Linked DNA regions of Homo sapiens: region 1 is linked to region 2. Evidence: chromatin contacts called from ENCODE Hi-C or POLR2A ChIA-PET data. All regions are on one chromosome and are shown on one strand. The core of a region is the stretch at or near the end of the contact, and the rest is flanking DNA. Distances in the headings are between cores, read along the strand shown.

The links. A loop is a pair of places that touch in the nucleus more often than their neighbours do. ChIA-PET counts read pairs that join two places held with the same protein, here RNA polymerase II (POLR2A). Pooled maps may share reads with other maps.
Region 1: a map of aorta shows a loop between it and region 2 (4-fold over the local background). The contact joins the promoter of CCDC33 here to the enhancer-like site in region 2. A Hi-C loop is called at or near these places in 1 of 168 maps with a recorded cell type or tissue (aorta) and 1 of 50 pooled maps. POLR2A ChIA-PET finds 5 or more read pairs at or near these places in 3 of 52 experiments (H1, HEK293 and WTC11).

Annotation. Positions count from the first base shown.
Region 1 is chr15:74,234,401-74,239,150 of GRCh38, forward strand. It overlaps CCDC33 (coiled-coil domain containing 33), which reads left to right and starts at 1,926. Exons shown (of 19, transcript NM_025055.5): 1 at 1,926-2,340. The coding sequence starts at 2,320. RefSeq lists enhancers at 1-213, 4,576-4,750.
Region 2 is chr15:74,041,446-74,046,312 of GRCh38, forward strand. It overlaps PML (PML nuclear body scaffold), which reads left to right. Exons shown (of 9, transcript NM_033238.3): 8 at 1,544-1,694; 9 at 2,776-4,867. The coding sequence ends at 3,563. Among named protein-coding and RNA genes, the nearest start is that of GOLGA6A, 39 kb to the right of the region's middle. RefSeq lists an enhancer at 1-363. Within about 2 kb of position 2,831, at least 12 of the 41 ENCODE cell types and tissues checked have a DNase peak (open chromatin) inside an H3K27ac peak, as active enhancers do.

The DNA.
Region 1 (4,750 bases), core at 676-3,175, 190 kb after region 2:
ATAGAGCTCACCTTGCTGGAGGAAGGGGAGGAGAAGGTAGAGCAGCTGGGCTCATGCTGCTAAGGCCTTCTCACAGGCAAGGAGGAAGCAGCTCTCGGGGGAGGTTAGGACAGGCACAGGAGCTGGTGTCTCAGGGGTCCTTGGTCTGGGGAGGTGAACAACCAGCAAGTCAGGAGGTAGAAGGGCCCTACTGGTGGCTGCTGAGTGCACAGGGCCCACTTGCACCCTGGAGCCAGACGGCCTGGAACCAGTGCCCAATCGCATTATCTTCCCAGGCAGGAAGATGGCAGGGGCGTGGCTGCAGAGGCAGAAAGCTCAGATGCCAAGGAGGGTAGCTGGGTGAGAGCCCCGAGCCCCGGGGACTGAGGCAGAGCTGCAGGGCAGGGCAAGGACCACAGTGAGGCAGGCAAGGTGGCCAGGGCACAAAATGTGAGGCTCTGTGTCGGGAGCGGAGCGCTCGCACAGCCCTGAGAATGAGTGCTTCATTAAAGTTTGCTTCCTAGGCACCTGGCTTGCATCTTCAGTCCTGCTGCTAGAGAAGGAGCAATGGCTCCCCACCCCCTGAACCTGCTGCCCTAGCCTCCTAGACTAAGCAGGCCTGAGAGGTTGGGGGAGATGCGCTCTAGAGAGACTGGGGGAGCAGCCACTGAGACCTTTCCACACATACACACTGTGCTGGGACATGTTGGCCCACAAGGGAGATAAAGCACAGTGCTCACAGCCAGGCCATTCCTGGTCAGGCCCCCAGCCCCAGAGCCCCAGGAGTACCACTCTTGGCAGGCCTAGACGGGGAGAAAATTAGGAGTGGGGTTCCTGACTACCATCCCCCACCAGTGTCTGGGTGACCTTGGCTGGTCCTTTCAGTTCTAATCAAAAGCAAAGCCTCAGTTTTTCTGTCTCTAAACTGGGGAGAACCACATCCTTGCTGCTGCTCTCTCTGGAGTGGGGGTAGAGAGGGAGGCTGGGAGGCCTCTGCAAAGCCGGAGTCTCCTGCCTCCTGGCTGCCAGGCTGGTCCTGCTCTTCGGCCAGATTAAAAGAATCTCCAACTTGGGGCCCAAAATAGGTAGAAATGAGGCAGGCCACAGGGGCCCCCCAAACACTTCTGAACACTGCCCAGTACCCCAAATCCCTCCTCTTCTAGCCCAGGATTTCTGATCATTCTTCGAAGCCCAGTTCAGACCTCACCTCTCTATAGAGCAACCCCCCACCCCAGGCCAAGGACTAGTCTCTCTTCATTCTGCCATCTCACCTCACCAAAAGCACTTAGGACCCTGCCTGGCGTGCAGCAAATGCTCTTTGTCTTTGTAATAATTTCTTGCAGTGCTCAGAACTGAACCATAATCTTTGGTTCGTACTCTAGTGCCATCACTGACCCATCATGGCTTTCTTTAATTGTTTAATTATAATTTATTTTCAATAATGTAATGAATTTCCATTAACTGACCACCCAATCTAAAAACCCAAAAGTTTAGAATGTATGCTCTTACCCTCTTCTCTCCCCGATCTTCCCACCCACCCTCCAAGAAGAAACCATCCTCTTGAAGTTTGTGTTTATTATTATCAAATAAATGGAAGACTATAGGTACCCAAAGAGGCACGATGGCTGGTAGATTCTTCAACAGAAGTAGCTGTTTTACCGATCAAGCTGCAACACTCTTGAGAGCAGTGTCTGCTTCCTCTTTTGCTGCAGCTTGAGCAGCATGGGGCTGGCCACACCACAGGGTTGGTGGAGACTACTTGAGGCACCAAGAGCAGGAAGGGTGGGGCCTGAGTGCCAGGCGGCAGGTGGAACACAGCTCCAGGAATAGGGAAAAGGGCTTCGCGTTCTAGCTCACTGCACCTGGACAGGTGCCTGTGTGACTTCGGCCCTGCCCTGTGACATCACACAGTGTTGCCCAGGTGACCCAGCTAGGTGGAAGAGCTTATTGTTTTCCAGGCCTGGGCAGAGACAGGGCCCCCCTGCCCCATCTCTCCACCGTCCTAGGTGTGCCAAGAGTCAATTGCCTCATTGCTGACCCTGTCCAGCTGGCCATGGCCCTCAACCCCCAAGGCCCTTCCACCCACAGACCATCTCGCTGCTGAGAGATCCAGGACCTGCTCCCACCTGGCCACCCTCCCCCTCCCCCCACATCCAGGCCCCAGGGCTGGTGTGTGGCACCCCTGAGACCACATTGACCTCCATACTGTCTACTACCCATAAGGACTCCAAGACGCCCAGGCCAGCTGTCTGGGCAGGACTGATTCCTGATCACCCACTGATACCAAGTACTCATCCCCAAGATTGTTAAACAAGGCCAGACACTCCTGGCCTCAAGAGGATGGGACTGAAAAACAAAAAGGTAAGGCCAGGGGCATGGGCCATGCACCTGCATGAATCCGTCCCTCCTTCAAAGTCCTTCCTTCAAAGTTTTGTTTGCTCCTTAATCATGACAAAAGCTTCCCTTCCCTGGGTCTCAGTTTTCACAGCTGTGAAATGGGGAGTGAGGTGGTCTCTGTGGCTCTCCCAGGTTAGCTGCCCTATACTCTTGGGCCACACGGGAACTGGAATGCAGTGTACTTGCAGGTGTTGTCAATGCTGACCACCCTTACCTGGTTGTTTCTGCACTCTTATTGCTGGGGTCACACAGTCTGAGAGCCCACTGAGATGGTTCATTACCCCTGTCCAAGATCTCCCAGGAGATTCCCAGGCTGCTGGCTTGGCAGCCCTGATGCCCCCATTGCCCCCATGCTCTCCAATCCCTGGCCCTGATTTTCTGGGGCCTAGGCCCCTGTCCTGGAACACAGATGCTTGGGTCTCTGAAGAGAAGGGATTTTTGTGTGTTTTGTTGATCACCGTATCCCCAGCACTCAGAACAGTGCCTGGCACATAGTGGGTGCTTAATAAAAAGCTGTGGCCCAGCAGCAGGGCTCTGTCAGGAAGGGACTAGAATCTCAGTGTGATGAGATGTAAACAGTTGAATGTAAGGGACCCCTTACCTTCCTCTCACTAGCAAGGCTGAGCCCCTGCCCTAGATGGTGTTAACCCACAGGGATAGCAGAAGGAGCTGAGACCAAAGGCACACAGATACTTGCAAATGGGGGATACCCTCTTTGTAGTTACACTCAGGTTGAATAAGCCAAATAGCTGGGGGTGCCCAGGCCCTAGTGTGATTTCCACTTCATTACTCTTGATTTTGATGTCTCTGGTTCCTGATGTTCTCTGCCCACAGCTGCCCCCCACCCCCTGCAGACTCTGCCCTCCCCATTAAGCCTCTTTCTGTAATGCCACACACTCAGAACCGGTCACCAGGTTGACCTGGCACCCTAAGCTGCCAGCTGGTCCCCACCTGCCCCACAGAGCTGGATTTGGGGATCTGGGGAGTGTGCGTGGGAGTCCTGAGGAGGAGCCAAGGTTGCTTTGATTAGTAGCTTTGAGAAGCGCTTTTGATAGCTGGGTAGAATCGCCTATAAGGATGCTCATCATGGCCGGGGGTGGTGGCTCACGCCTGTAATCCCAGCACTTGGCGAGGCCGAGGCAGGAGTTTGAGACCAGCCTGGCCAACATGGTGAAACCCCATCTCTACTAAAAATACAAAAATTAGCTGGGTGTGTTGGTGCACGTCTGTAATCCCAGTTACTCAGGATGCTGAGGCAGGAGAATCGCTTGAACCTGGGAGGCAGATGTTGCAGTGAGCCGAGATCACGCCACTGCCCTCCAGCCTGGGCAACAGTGTGAGATTCTGCCTCAAAAATAAAAGGACGTTGGCCAGGCCTGGTGTCTCACTCCTGTAATCCCAGCACTTTGGGAGGCCAAGGCAGAAGTTCGAGACCAGTCTGGCCAACATGGTGAAACCCCGTCTGTACTAAAAATACAAAAATTAACCAGGCGTGGTAGCGGGCACCTGTAATCCCAGCTACTCGGGAGGCTGAGACAGGAGAATTGCTTGAACCCAGGAGGCGGAGGTTGCAGTGAGCCGAGATAGCACCACAGCACTCCAGCCTGAGCAACAAAGAGCAAAACTCCATCTCAAAAAAAAAAAAAAAAAGGATGCTCATCATGTATATATAATACATATTTGTGTTTCTTCTTTTGTGAATCCCCAGTTCATGTTTTTTAAATTGGATAATGTTTATAGGTTTCAGTGCTCTTTGTATACTAGGGATATTAATCCTTTTTTAAATATGCAGCAAACATTTTCTCCTTTTTTTCTTTTCTTTGTATTGCAGGGCATTTTGGACCATTATAGAAGTTAGTATAGATTTTTAAAATGTAATCAAACCTATCCCTTTTTAATGATTTCTGACTTTTGTGTCATCTTTTGGAATGCTTCTCTGCTCCAAAGAACATAATTCCTCTTGCTGCCACCAATGGATACTCAGATTATGAGTTCAGGGGGGCATCCACTGTGGAGCAGAGAAGGGATCCACATCCAAGGAAGCATGGTTAGAGCACAGCAGAGACAGCAAGAGTGTGGGGTCAGACAGACCCAGCTTCCAGTTCCAGCCCTGGCCTCACTAGCTAAGCTGTGTGCTTTCATACAAGAGGTTTACTTTCTCTGAGTGTGCTTCCTCACCTGTGAAAGAGCTTTCCCCTGGCCGCCATAACTCTCAGGCAAGTTTAGATGTTGAAACTAGAAGGAACATGGGGGACCATTTTTAACTGAAAGTCCTTGTGAAACTGCTGGGAAATAGCCCCACTGCAGTCAAGTAACTTGCCCAAATGACAGATCCGGGCAGCCAGGCACCCTGCCTCCCAGCCCAGCCCCGCTC
Region 2 (4,867 bases), core at 1,581-4,080:
AGACGTGTGAAATCAGCTTTTGACAGCGTGGCTGAATGAGGATCTGGAGATGCGAGGCGCTGGGCAGACTCTCTGACTAGATCCCTGGATATGAAGAGGCAAAGCCAGCTCTAGATGGATTCATAGTGAGTGTCTGCTTCTGACAATAACTGGCAGAAAGCTGATGAGCCTGGAGCAGGGCTGTGAAATGCAAATCCAGTGAAATCCAGCCACTCCTACAAAAACCCACCACATCTTAGGTTACTTGTGGGTGGAAACGCTTTTTCTCTCAGTTGAAGCTTGGTTGGAAGCAGATGTTTCACTTGGGCATTGGAAGGGTCTGGGGAAATGTGCTGCCTCCTAGGCCAGGGACATTAGCCAGAGGCCAGAATTAACTGAGGCTTTAGCACCAGGTGACACCAACTTCATTGAGAAGCCAGCGGCAGTCCATAAAGAGGAAAAACCCAAGGCCTGCCCTGGACTCTGTCCCAGCCATGCTCCCAATTGGCCCTGTGATCCTGTCCATGTCTCTTCCTTGCTGGTCTCTGGCTAACGTCCACAGGTGGCATTCATGGGAGGTTCCAAGTTGGTCATCAAAGACTAAACATCTGGGCTTGGCAGCTGAGCAGATGATAAGCAATTAACTCTGTATTACCATCAGAGGCTCCACCTCCCTCTGTAGTCCCAGTCCCTTGGGAAAATCTCAGAGCTGGAGCCCTTCCCTCATCCTCTGGCTCCCCACCCCATGGCTTCTCGAACAGTGTTCCCACCAGGACCTTGGGACAGGAGAGAACGCCTCACCTGAAGGACTCCCAAAACTCAGGTTTCTCTAAGCTGCTGGGGCAGATGCCAAGAGCCTCCACTGCTCTCTCACTGCCAAGGACCTGGGTGTCCACCTAGATGTGGCCTTCAGGAGGCCAAGCAGTCCTTCCCCTCGCCTTTGTGTAGGACACTGGCACCTCGGCTGACTTCGGGGACAAGAAAAGGCAGGCTCCCGACCCCTTCCAAAGAATCATCTGGGGTTCAAGATGAGGCTTCTTTCTCCCGTCCCAAGTTTTGGTGTTTCTTCTGAGTCTGCTCAGAAAGATGAAATTAGGAGCAGACATCTCAGGTCCTGCCTGCCATAGCAGATGGCTCCTTCCCTGAGCCTCCATAAGCAGCACAGCACACTCATGCACACACCCACTGGCATTTTCTCTCACACTTTCATACACTTGTGTCAACGCAGGTTCACAGCTCACACTTAACTGTGCATGCACACACAGATTTAGCACTTGGATTCATTCCCACACATGCACGTTCACAACCTGTGTGTGTCACCCTTCCTCCCCTACTCATGAGGGTGTATGCCCTGGTTCATACATGTAACCCTCACATGTGACACACCCAGTTCACACCCATTCATGCACACATACCTTCTCTTGTGCACACGTCCCCTTTCCCAGTGGTACACCCTCCTTCATGTGCACGCAGATGCTCCCAGCTATACCAGCTTGCTAGTGTTCTGCACAGGTGCTTGCCTTGGCCCTCTGAATCCCTGACGCTTGGTTTTTCTGTGTTGCAGTCCTCCCGAGAGCTGGATGACAGCAGCAGTGAGTCCAGTGACCTCCAGCTGGAAGGCCCCAGCACCCTCAGGGTCCTGGACGAGAACCTTGCTGACCCCCAAGCAGAAGACAGACCTCTGGTTTTCTTTGACCTCAAGATTGACAATGAAAGTGGGTTCTCCTGGGGCTACCCCCACCCCTTTCTAATTTAGTCTCTGAGTCCCAAAAAGAAGTGCAGGCAGAGCCATCTGCCAGGCCCAGGAGAGCTCTGAGCTCTGGCCAACAACTGCAGCCAGGCTGGGCAGAGCACTCCGGCTCACCTGGGCTCCTGGCGTGTCATTTGCTGGCTTGAATAAAGATGTCCGCCTTATCCAGTGCCTGAGTGTGCGAGAGAGGCAGATGCCTCCACAAGTGCACCTCTGACCAGTTCTTCTCTCAGACAGAGAGCCTGGGGAACACACTCCTAGACAGAAACACAATGCGTGAGCTCATTGCCGTGAGCCCTGTCATCCAAGTAAGGCCTCTGGCTGTGCTACACGTTTCTGAGTAGAGGGCCAATCCCACAGGTGGCTGCACAGGGCTGCCCACAGATCCAAGGTCACAGAGGGATCAGACCCCTTATCCTGGAAGCCCCTCTACTTCCTCCAGTGCTTGCCCTGGCTCTGCAAATGCCCCTCCTTGAGCCAGAGCCCCAGGCCCTACCCTGTGGCATGGACTCAACATTGGGGCTAGCCCAGCCAGACAGAAACAGCAAGTGTTTTCATGGTACAGAAAAGTCATTTGCAGACCTCAGTGGGAGGCTCTTGGCCTTGCTCTGAGTGGAGTGCTTTCTATGTCCCAGGGCTCTGACTGGGCTGGGGTCCTTGAGGGGATTGGAGGAAGGAGCATGGGATGGAGAGCTAAGTTCAAGCAGCCTGGGATCTCTAGTATAGGTGGCTGAGGCTGATAGAAGACAGGAGGGACCTGTATCCATGGGGTTTGGCCAACTCTGGGGCCGGTAGTGGAGGAGGGGAGAGCTGGATCCCCAGCTGGTGAACAAAGTGTTTGGAGGGCAGCCGAGCCTCCCCTTCTGACTGCTATCCCACCACAACCAGGATCAGAGCTGCATTTGGGGGCTGATGTGTGGCTACTGCCAGCAGACCCCAAGGTGAGGTCTCTAGATGGTGAGTCAGCAGCCCTAGAGGACCCCCTGCTCCCACCCCAGAGCTCTCTGTGACCCTGGGTCCTCACCCTGCCCTTCTCTCCTGCCCAGCCCAGAAGATTAGCCAGCTGGCTGCGGTGAACCGGGAAAGCAAGTTCCGCGTGGTCATCCAGCCTGAAGCCTTCTTCAGCATCTACTCCAAGGCCGTGTCCCTGGAGGTGGGGCTGCAGCACTTCCTCAGCTTTCTGAGCTCCATGCGCCGCCCTATCTTGGCCTGCTACAAGCTGTGGGGGCCTGGCCTCCCAAACTTCTTCCGGGCCCTGGAGGACATTAACAGGCTGTGGGAATTCCAGGAGGCCATCTCGGGCTTCCTGGCTGCCCTGCCTCTCATCCGGGAGCGTGTGCCCGGGGCCAGCAGCTTCAAACTCAAGAACCTGGCCCAGACCTACCTGGCGAGAAACATGAGCGAGCGCAGCGCCATGGCTGCCGTGCTGGCCATGCGTGACCTGTGCCGCCTCCTCGAGGTCTCCCCGGGCCCCCAGCTGGCCCAGCATGTCTACCCCTTCAGTAGCCTGCAGTGCTTTGCCTCCCTGCAGCCCCTGGTGCAGGCAGCTGTGCTGCCCCGGGCTGAGGCCCGCCTCCTGGCCCTACACAACGTGAGCTTCATGGAGCTGCTGAGTGCACACCGCCGTGACCGGCAGGGGGGCCTGAAGAAGTACAGCCGCTATCTAAGCCTGCAGACCACCACGTTGCCCCCTGCCCAGCCTGCTTTCAACCTGCAGGCTCTGGGCACCTACTTTGAAGGCCTGTTGGAGGGTCCGGCGCTGGCACGGGCAGAAGGAGTCTCCACCCCACTTGCTGGCCGTGGCTTGGCAGAGAGGGCCTCCCAGCAGAGCTGAGAGGAGGGGGTGACCAGCTTGGAGTCTCTGGTGGGCAGAGAGGGATGGGGTCCCTGAGCCAGGCCCCACCCATCACAGCATTCCCAGGTCCTGGTACCCAGCCCTCAGTTGTCATTTGGTTCAGAATCAGTTCCCTTTCTCTGGGACCAAATTTCCCTTCTCTAAACATCCTACAGAGAAGGTTCCAAAGCTGAGCACCCATCACCCTAGGTGTGCACCAGACTCCTATTAGCCCCTCCTTCCAGGAGCTAGAACCAGGGAGGTCCTGAGTGAGGAAGGCATGACCTCTGGGCTCTCTAGGTGGCCCTGGTCTTGCCCCATCCATCCCACCTGCCACTACCTTGGGTGTCCTTACAGCTCTGCCCTGACCCCAGCCCCTGCCCCTGGACACCTGCTGACAGCTCCCACACAGAACAGTCTGAGGTGATGCTGGCTACAGCCCTGGCAGCCCATGGCAACTCAAAGTGCCTTCCAAACCAAACTGCCCCTCATGAGGTTAGGGTCCCCCACCCTCCACCTGCCCAGAGGCCAACTCTGTTCCCTTCTCCTTTCATCCCAGAGGGGCCTCATCAGCAAAGACAGAAACTGATGTTCCATGCATGTCCCTGCTTCCAAAGCCTGACCTTCCAAAGCTTGCTTCCTTCCTCCTGGCTGCACAGACACCTCTGCTTGGCCACAGCTTTGCTCTTTGGTCCTCAGGCCACCAGACCCCTCACAGCATGGCCCTTGGCTCTTCCTGCACTGCCCTCACCCTCAGCCGTCCCAAGGAGTGCCCAGCACTACTCAGCATGTAGTCCAGGACCTGCGGCATCAGCATCCCCTGGGAGCTTCTTAGAAATGCAGACCTGTGGGCTCTACCACAGGCCTCTGGAATCAGAATCTTCAGGGTGGGGCCCAGCAGTCTGTGTTTTAACAGGTTCTCCCGGTGATGCTGGTGCATGCTCAAGTTTGAGAACCGCTGCTCTCATAGACTGCTCCTCCAAGGGGAAGCAGTGTGGAACAGCAGAGAAAGTCCCGTCCCTATCTCTGACTGTGCAGTGAGTGTGGCCTAGGAACAGGTCCCTTCCTAAGCTCTAGTGTCCCCATCTGTAAAATGGGCTGATTGGCCTCCACGGTCAGAGCGGCCATCTGGCTGTGCCATCCTGCATTTTTAGGAATGGAAAGCAGGCCTCTGAGGCAGTGGACAGGAAGACTTCTCATCCTTGAATTCTAGCTCCCATTCCAAACTGTTAGTCCCCAACCTTGTGGTCACATCAGAGGTCAACAGCAGAACAGAGGCAGGTCAGGGTTGTCCGCTCTGATTA